Linked DNA regions of Homo sapiens: region 2 is linked to region 1. Evidence: read pairs that join two places in POLR2A ChIA-PET (ENCODE). Cell type or tissue: HepG2. All regions are shown on one strand. Each heading gives the region's core, and the rest is flanking DNA. Links, peaks and the distances in the headings are about the cores only. Region 1 overlaps LRMDA (leucine rich melanocyte differentiation associated). Region 2 overlaps LRMDA (leucine rich melanocyte differentiation associated).

Region 1 (4,403 bases), core at 307-4,306:
TCCATTAAACATTTATTGTATTAGCAACCTCTGGCCATCCCTGCTAATGGAGGGAAAGGATGTTATGATAATCCAAAATAGCACAAAGTTCCCAGTTTTAACAATTTGATTTGGCAGTGCATTACAATAAAATCCCATGAATTCAACCTAATTAGGAAGGAGGCCAGTTTGGATTAGTGAAGCCCAAATGATATTTTATGGAAAATTGATTTTGTAGCTTCCAAATTTATGCAGCCACTTGAATTAGATATCAAAGTCTACAATAGAAATTCCCGGAACAGTTTTAATGACTAGTTAAAAATACTTGGCATTTTATTACAAAATGTTAGAGAAATGGTTACTTCCAAAGTGATCAAGACATTTCAGAACAGTCCTCTTGAGTTTTAACTATCTTCTGAAAGTCTTTCCTATCTTGTATTTATGAACAAGGCCTTTCTTGACATACGATAGGAAAGTAAATGCTTGTTAAAATTTCTTCAAATTTCTAGTCTGTTAGATTCGAATGAATAAAATTGACCTACATGATATTTTCCCCTCAGCAGATTTGTTGTCTTAATTCTGTTATGTTAAAGCTACTACAGATGGGAAGCCATTTCATGTAATACTGTATTTCTTTGGATGTTCTTATATTGAACTATATTTTTCTATTGATACAGGTGATAATTTTGTAGTGCTCTAATTTATAGTGGGCCCTTCCACTTTTAGTTTTTAACACATGATTTTCTCAGGTCCTAACCTTCTTTTCCTCCACATTTAATTATCTGTAAACAAATGCTAAAGCATTACAGATGAGCATCTTTTTCTTTTTAAGGGAGAATCACTGCCTTGTTTTGGTTTTGTAACAACAGCACTGTCTTCATTCCTCATGTGCAAGCAAGTGAGGTGACTTAGTGATTTCCAAATGACTGGCTGCACTGGAACCACCCAAGGAACTTTAAAAAATTGTGATTCCTAGGCCCCACTCCTGGAGATTTTGATTCAGTGGTTTTTTTTTTTTTTTTTTTTTTTTTGGAGCCCAAGATTTTCTATTTTTAACCAGCTCTCTGGTTGCTTCTGTTAGGTATCCAAACATGAAGTGGTTGCCTGGAGTGGTTAAAAATCCATTGTCCATATCCTAGCTATTGTGAATAATGCTGCCATGAGCATGGGAGTGCAGATATCTCTTTGAGATACTGATTTTATTTCCATCAGATATATACCCAGATAACCAAGAGAGGGAAACAACCTAAGTGTCCATTGATGGATGACTGGATCAAAAATTGTAGTGTGTGTATATATATATATATATATACACACACATACACAAAGCAATATTATTCCACCTTAAAAAAAGAAGGGTGTCCTGCCATTTGCAACATGGATGAACCTGGAGAACATGGTGACATAAACCAGACTTAGAAGACTACTGCATGATCTCACTTATATGTGGAATCTAAAATAGTCAACCACATAGAAGCAGAGACTAGAATGGTTGTTACCAGGGGATGGGGGGCCAGGGAAATGGGAAGGTTGTTGGTCAAAGGGTACAAAGTTTCAGTTATGTAGGATGTAATAAGTTCTGGAGACCTAAATGTACAGCATGTGACTATAGTTAATAATATACCACTGTATACTAGGAATTTGCTAAGAGAGTAGATCTTAAGTGTTCCCACCACACACAAAAAATGGTAACTATGTGAAGAGAAGACTACATTAATTAGTTTGACTATAATGTTCAGTTCACTAATGTACATGTATATTAAAGCATCATGTTGTATACCTTAAATATATATAAATTGTATATATTGACAATAACAAAACCCAAGAGCCATACAAGGCCACAAGTTTATTTTGCATCTGCTATACACAGATCCAGAGTTGGTTAGTTTGGGAAGCAGTGGTATATTGTGAGCCTGCAACTGTGAAGTGGGGGGCATAACCCTTTAAGTGAGGATAAGGCTGATGAGTCAGATCATGTTTGCACTTCACACCAGGGTCTAGCTCCTCTCTGTTCACTGTTTCTTCCAAAGAATCCCTTTTTGGTTACTGTCTCTGCCTGGGTCACCTGTCTTGATCAAGGGCCACATTCCAAGCCTTGGTCTCCAGAGAACTTCAACACGACCAACAGTTTGTCTGGTGCAGTGACCCTTCACTATACTCACTCTCGTCACCTGCACGTACTCTCAAAGAGTGTACATCTTCTCATCAGCTCTCCCTAGTTTGTTCACGGGCCACAATGGAGCTTGCACAGCACCTAACTGAACACTAGCTGCCCTTGAGGTCATTAGCATTCAGGGTTGTGCTAGCATGCAGCCAGCACTCTCTAGGTTGGGAGGTGGGGTTAGAATCAAGGAATCAAGCCCAAAGTATTAGAAACAGGAGGCTCCAAAGAAAAACTCCCTGAGGAGGCTTGGTATGAAGCTTTGAGGCCGCTGCTTGGAAATGGGCTTTGTAAAGACACCCACACCCACACTGTTAATTTGTAGGGCTGTTCATGAGTGAAGTGTCAAGTACTGGGGTTCTTGTCAATGGCAATTAATTGGAACTTAAAACTCTAGTTTTTGAAAGTGACGTTTAAGAAATAATCACCAATGAGCTTCATTTGAACAATATCTGTGGCCATACCATTGTCCATTGGCCTTCCTAGTGGTCAATCTCTGCTCTCCAGCACCTACTTCTAGAAGGAGTAAATGTGGCATCTTGGGCGAATTCAGCATCTTTCCCCTTTTAAGAAAATTGATTAAGTTGATGTAAGCATTTCATTTTCTTAAAAAGTTGCAAAATTAGAATAAAATACTTTGCCAGGTGGTAAGCATTGTGGACAGGTGTAGTGCATTGGAAGGAGCCCTAGCCTGGGCGAGCTGAGAAGCCCTGAGTGTGTGCTATGATGAGTCTTGCAATTACAGAGCATGATGTGAGCCTCAGGTGGAACCAGGCTGCGATATGCGTGCTCTGTGTGGTCCTGTTGTGGGAGCAGGCATCCACAGTCACCCTTTTTGCCCAGAAGGTCTTCAGTAGGCAGGGATGTAGTCTCCCTAGTGAGAAGAAGAGGCTGTTAGACTTTATTGGCCCAATAAGGGAAAGAATGCCCAGTCTCCAGGACTTGGCCCAAGTGTGGCACATCCCAAAGATCTCAGACCTACACTAGAAGCTTTTCTAGGTGGAGTGTATAGTATATTCTAGGACTGCAAAATCCTGCTAACTTGGACAAACTGGGTAAATTACAGCTTCCGAACTGGTGAACATACTTAATTTTTTAAAAAAGAAATACAGCTTTATCACTTAAAAAATTGTGATAGGATACATGTAACATAAAATTTGCCATTGTAACCATTTGAAAGTGCCATGATTCAGTGGCATTTAGTACATTCACAAGGTGGTGCAACTGTCACCACTATTTAGTTCCAGCTTTATCACTTTTAAGTATAGAAAATATTTTGAAATAACTGGCAAATTCTTTCTATTGAGAAGTAGTCCTCATTAATACTCATGTAGACACAGACACACACCACACCTCCCACATCCCTCACCACAAACACACACCCCACACACATCATACACCCCCACATACAACATACACACCATTCCTCCTCATACTTCCCTACACCCCACATGTACACACAGCACTCCCTGACACCACATAGACAAACACATACCACACCCCCACATACACACACACACCACACATACACTCATGTATGTAAATATACAAAGTACAGTATATTAATTTTATAGTCTCATCGTGGCCAGAAGGACCTTAGAGAGTCTCTGTCCAACTCCATGGATGAGGGAACTGTGATCATGGCCAGAGACTTTATGGGACTGGCCCATGTTCGGGTGGCAGAGGCAGGCCCAGGTTCCCCAGTCCTGACACAATGTATTTTCTTTAATGTCTTTATAATAGGCAATACATGTTCCCTAAAATGTATTGTTGAACTGAAACCTTTAAGAATCATTTATTCTCTTTGTATGAATGTTTTTCCCTCAAGTCTTGTTTACATTGTGAGCTTTCATAGCAAACCCTTTCTTTGGCCCAACGTAGGCTAAATTTTACCGCAAATTCCAAATGATGGGAGTCGTAAATTTTTCTTTTTCCTGAGTTGGCCTTGTTCTGGTGGAAACTTAATGTGTGTGGAGTAATGAACTATTCTGCTGAGGGGAGGTGGACTTGGGTGACAGCATGCCTCTACTCTTACAGGGTTTGGGGTGGTATGAGGTTGGGGACAGGGAAGGCTGCTGCAGAGGCTGGAGCTGGTGGGGCACTCAGACAGGGGGAGCACAGGGTGAGAGGGGCAAGGACCCCTAGAGAGAAGCCCTGCCTCTTTGGTGTCCTTTGGAGGCAGAAGGTAGGCATTAGGAGTGATGATCTGGACAGGTCCTGTGTAGCTGGGCGTTTGTGGAGGCAAGTGCAGCCCTGATCTACT
Region 2 (4,403 bases), core at 124-4,123, 140 kb after region 1:
TTGCCTCTGGCAGGTGGACATAATTTAACAATACCCGTCAGATATGACAAATTGTTTTTGAGTTACATTAGGGCCTTAATAAGATCACATCTGTTCATATATCCTCCTTAACCACAGAGCCTGATTTAGAGAGGTTTCATACTGGTATGATATTGTTGTTTAAATATTTAGAGGGGTCTAGACATGTATCATAAAAGAATAGACTCTTGTGTATAAAAACACAGTCCTTTTATTCTCAGTGTTTTTGCTTTCATGGACCTTGCATCATTCTGTCTACTTGAGTGAACCACATGTTGCTTCTAGGAGCCAGAAAATATATTTCATTCCTCATCAGAGTTAGTGTTTTAGAGCTGGAAGAGGCCTTGGAGACCAACTTATCCAGCTCCCCTCCTCTTTAGGGTAGAAACCTGAGATGGAGACAGAAGGAGGGGACTTATTTAGGGTTTCTCACCCCATTAGTGGCAGAAACAGAATCAGGACTTAGATCTGCCAATTTGTAGTTCGGTCGTCTTTCTGTTATGCTAGATGTTCACCTGGGACCTGAAAATGTGGCCATTGAGGCACTTTGATGTGTCACTGTCCCTTAGAGGCTGCAGTCCTTTCCAGGGGACATTCCTGGCCACTGAGAGGGCCAGGCTCTTTGCTATGTATTCAGATTCAGAGCCCAGATCCTCTAGTTTAGGAATACCTAAACTATCTCCCTGCCTGAAGACCTTCCTGTGCCAGCGTACTTTCTGTCACTTCCCTGCTGACATGCACAGGCACAGGCAAGTCTCTCTCCCATCTCTGACCACACTGTGCACGTCCCCAACTCTGCTCACACTGTTCCCTTCTCCTGGAATGTGTCCTCTTTGCTATGTCAGTTACTGTCATGTCCAGCATAAGCTCCATCTTATCATGACGTCTCCCAAGCCCACAGAGGTGTGTTAGGTCGAATCATGTGAAAATGCTGTTTTATAGGTGAAAAAGGTCAAATATTGTCAGTTTTGTAAGATGCAATCTAACTGTAGATTTTTTAATACCCCCATGTTACTCATCTTCTTTTATTCATCATCTCTCTCTCTCTTTCTCTCTCTCTCTCCGTGTGTGTGTATAATATAAATTGGGGCAAAATTCACATCATATACATAAAAAATCAGGGTGAAATTCACATAACATGATTCGCATCTTTTAATTTTTTGTTATTAACTATAGTCCTCATGCTGTACTTTAGACCTCTAGACTTAGTCATTCTACATTACAGCAACTTTGTGCCCTGTGTCCTATATCTTCCCATTTCTTTTAAAAATAAACTTTAAAAACACTATATTTTGGAATAATTTTAGATTTACAGAAAAGTTGCAAAGATAGTACAGAGCATTCCTGTAATTCGCCTAACCTAATTTCAGTTTCTCCTAGTGTTATCATTTCCTATCGCTCTGACACCATTTGTCAAATTTAAGAAAACATTGGAACAATATTATTGATTAAAACTCCAGACTTTATTTGGATTCCACTGGTTTTTCCATTTCTGTCCTTTTTCTATTCCAGCAACGAACCCAGGGGCCAGAATGCCACACTGCTTTTAGTTATCATGTCTCCTTCGTTTCTGCCGGTCTGTGACAATTCAGCTTTTCTTTGTTTTTTCGTGATGACCTTGACAGTCAAAACACTGGCCAGGTATTTTGTAGAATGTGCCTCAACGTGGGTTTCATATGATGTGTTATTTCATGATTTGTTTGAGTTACGGATTTTGGGAAAAGTACCACACAGGTATCACATTATCTCAAGGGGTACATGATACCAGCCTGGCTTCTCACTAGAAATGTTAACCTCAACTACTTGGTTAAGGTATTTGTTTGGGAGGTTTCTGCACTGTGAAGTTACTGTGTTCAGCTTCTTTTCCTACTGGCATCTCACCACCAGCTAGATGAACATTTCTTCTCTTGGGAGCAGGAGCAGGCTTGGTACTTTCTGTATCTCCCATCATACCTAATGCCATGCCATGTTTTATATAGTGTAAATGCTCCACAAACATTAGTTAAGAGGTCATTACGTAAATAATTTAATTTCAGACTGACAGAGGTGTTTGGTTTAAACAACTGAAACAATACAATTCCAACTCACTGAATTCTCCCTGCAAACTAGTTTGGTGGTCTTGGTTCACTGCACTTAAGGGGTAAATCGTAAAACTACTTAAAATTGTTTTCGTTCAAACTACCATGAAGAAAGGATTATCTGCTGTCTTTGCTAAGATCAGAACTTCTAGTTCAGGACTCAGGAAAATCTGAGTGTAAATTAGAGAGACACACGTACACTTTTGTAGCTTCTGCTGCCTTGTAGCGTGGGTGTCCCTATTTGCAGAGGCTCTTACAAATATTTGTCAGAGGGTTTGATGATTCTAGAGCTAAGTCATTGTTTAATGAATTCCTAATGGCCCCAAAGAATTACCACTGTGAATACATTTTATTTCATCATCATAAAAATCATTTTTCAAATACTTATCTGTGCAGATGTCTCAGAGTGCGTGGGTAGAGAGTGCTATTTTTGGGGGGGGAGCTTATATTTTGACATGGCCCTTATGGAAGACAGAAACAATTAGGACACATCCTAAAGGAAAAGAGGGAAGAAAAAAGAATTTTTATTATATTAGAGTTGAAAACTAGAAGCTTTGGAAGTGAGAGGAGGAGGAAGAGGAAGAGGGAGTTGTTCTTTTATAAATTTCCTTAAACAGAGATCTTAGGGGTAGATCTTATTGGGGTAATTCCTTTCTACTGTGATGGAGAAGTTGGTATTCTGTGATGATGATTTAACCGTGGTTCTGAAGATATCTATGGGAATTAGAGTAGCTGATTTATTATTCCATTTAAAGAGGTTTCTTTTTTTATTTAATCTTTTTTAATATGGGGAAAAACAACTCTTCAATAGTATAAATTAGTTCATGCTAGTTTTTCAGTCTGAGAGTCTCATGATAGCTACACTTGCTTCATGCTTTATTATGTAATTTAATTTTTCGTATCTTTTATTAGCTGTAAAGTAGGTTTAGAAAAAATAATTAGATTACGAGGTTAAGCCACAGTTAAGATAAAAATGACAGTTCAATAAAAAAAGTCGAATATAATTCCTGTCTTCTAAAATAAAATACAGCCGCTAAGAGATTTAATTATGGTATTATTCAAATAAATTTTGCCTCTGCATTGGAAACACTCAGGAAAGAATCTCTGAGAAAAACATGTGGTTAACAAGCAAAAAATAATGTGATACATAAAATTATAATTTATGAAATACGATAGGGACCATATTGAGAGGAAGAAGAAATAACACAATTGAGTAACTACCCCTAAAGAGATAACTGGGATTACTTAAGTTACTGTGTTGGTGAGACCACTATCTTTGGTCTAACTTTTTGTGTGATAAATTGTGAGTTTTCACCATTTGGGTGATCTTGGAATGCTGTATCCTTTCCTTAAAATGATCTGTAAATGATCAGATATTTTAGGGTCATAGGGTTCTAAAATTAGATGTAGAGGAAGCTTCAGAATCTAGCCCTTCATTTTACGTGAGAAGAAAGAAAAGTCCCAAGAAGTCAAGTAGCTTTCCCAGGCTGAGTGTGTAGATGGTAGGTTTTCAGAGTCCCAATCGAGTGTCCCCTCTTCTACACTAGATTGCTATTAGGATTGATTTTTAAAAATTAAATCAATTTTTTTAATAAAGTAAAACAAGAATACCATTAAGAAAGTCAAATAGTATTGTTTTGCTTAAGGCTCCTAATAAATAAAAAACTAGTAGTGCCATGACCCACCCTCTGCTAGTCTAAATCCTTTCTGCACAGGCGACCATCTTCAAATTTGTGAGCTATCATTTGCTATTTATCATCATACTTAAATATTTAAGTAACAGGCTTTTATTGTTGTTTAGCTATTTTTTTTTTCCAGACAGAGTTCTGCTCTTGTTGCCCAGGCTGGAGTGCAGTGGCATCATCTCAGCTTACTGCAACCTCTGCCTCCCAGGTTCAAGTGATTTTCCTGCCTCAGCCTCCCGAGCAGCTGGGATTATAGGCACACACCACCACACCTGGCTAATTTTTGTATTTTTACTAGAGATGGGGTTTTACCATGTTGGCCAGGCTGGTCTTGAACTCCTGACCTCAGGTGATCCTCCCACCTTGGCCTCCCAAAGTGCTGGGATTACAGGTGTAAACCCCCATGCCTGGCCTGTTTAGTGATTTAAGAAAAAAATTTAGACATCTATCAAACTCTTTTTTCCTTATATTTCCTCTATGTAACTGAACTCATTATATGTTCTTTTGCCTAATAATTACACTTGGAGTCCAATTATAGAAATTTCTACGTATTAAAAAAACCATTTAGGGCCAGGCCCTGTGCTTCTCATTTCTACAACCTGGGGAGATGGCATGAGATGCT

The links. ChIA-PET counts read pairs that join two places held together with the same protein. Peaks named below come from ENCODE experiments on the same cell type or tissue, not always from the same donor. Only the 100,000 strongest peaks of a DNase experiment are listed, where the experiment ranks them.
Region 2: POLR2A ChIA-PET joins it to region 1 with 9 read pairs; 2 of 35 experiments call an interaction of 5 or more read pairs at or near these places.

What each region holds. Positions count from the first base shown.
Region 1 is chr10:75,606,840-75,611,242 of GRCh38, forward strand. All of the region lies in intron 2 of LRMDA (leucine rich melanocyte differentiation associated), which reads left to right. Among named protein-coding and RNA genes, the nearest start is that of MIR606, 57 kb to the left of the region's middle. In HepG2, for the core only: no CTCF peak of the experiment used is centred there; no DNase peak of the experiment used is centred there.
Region 2 is chr10:75,744,200-75,748,602 of GRCh38, forward strand. The region is part of intron 2 of LRMDA (leucine rich melanocyte differentiation associated); the gene reads left to right. Among named protein-coding and RNA genes, the nearest start is that of MIR606, 190 kb to the left of the region's middle. In HepG2, for the core only: no CTCF peak of the experiment used is centred there; a DNase peak (open chromatin) is centred at 2,332.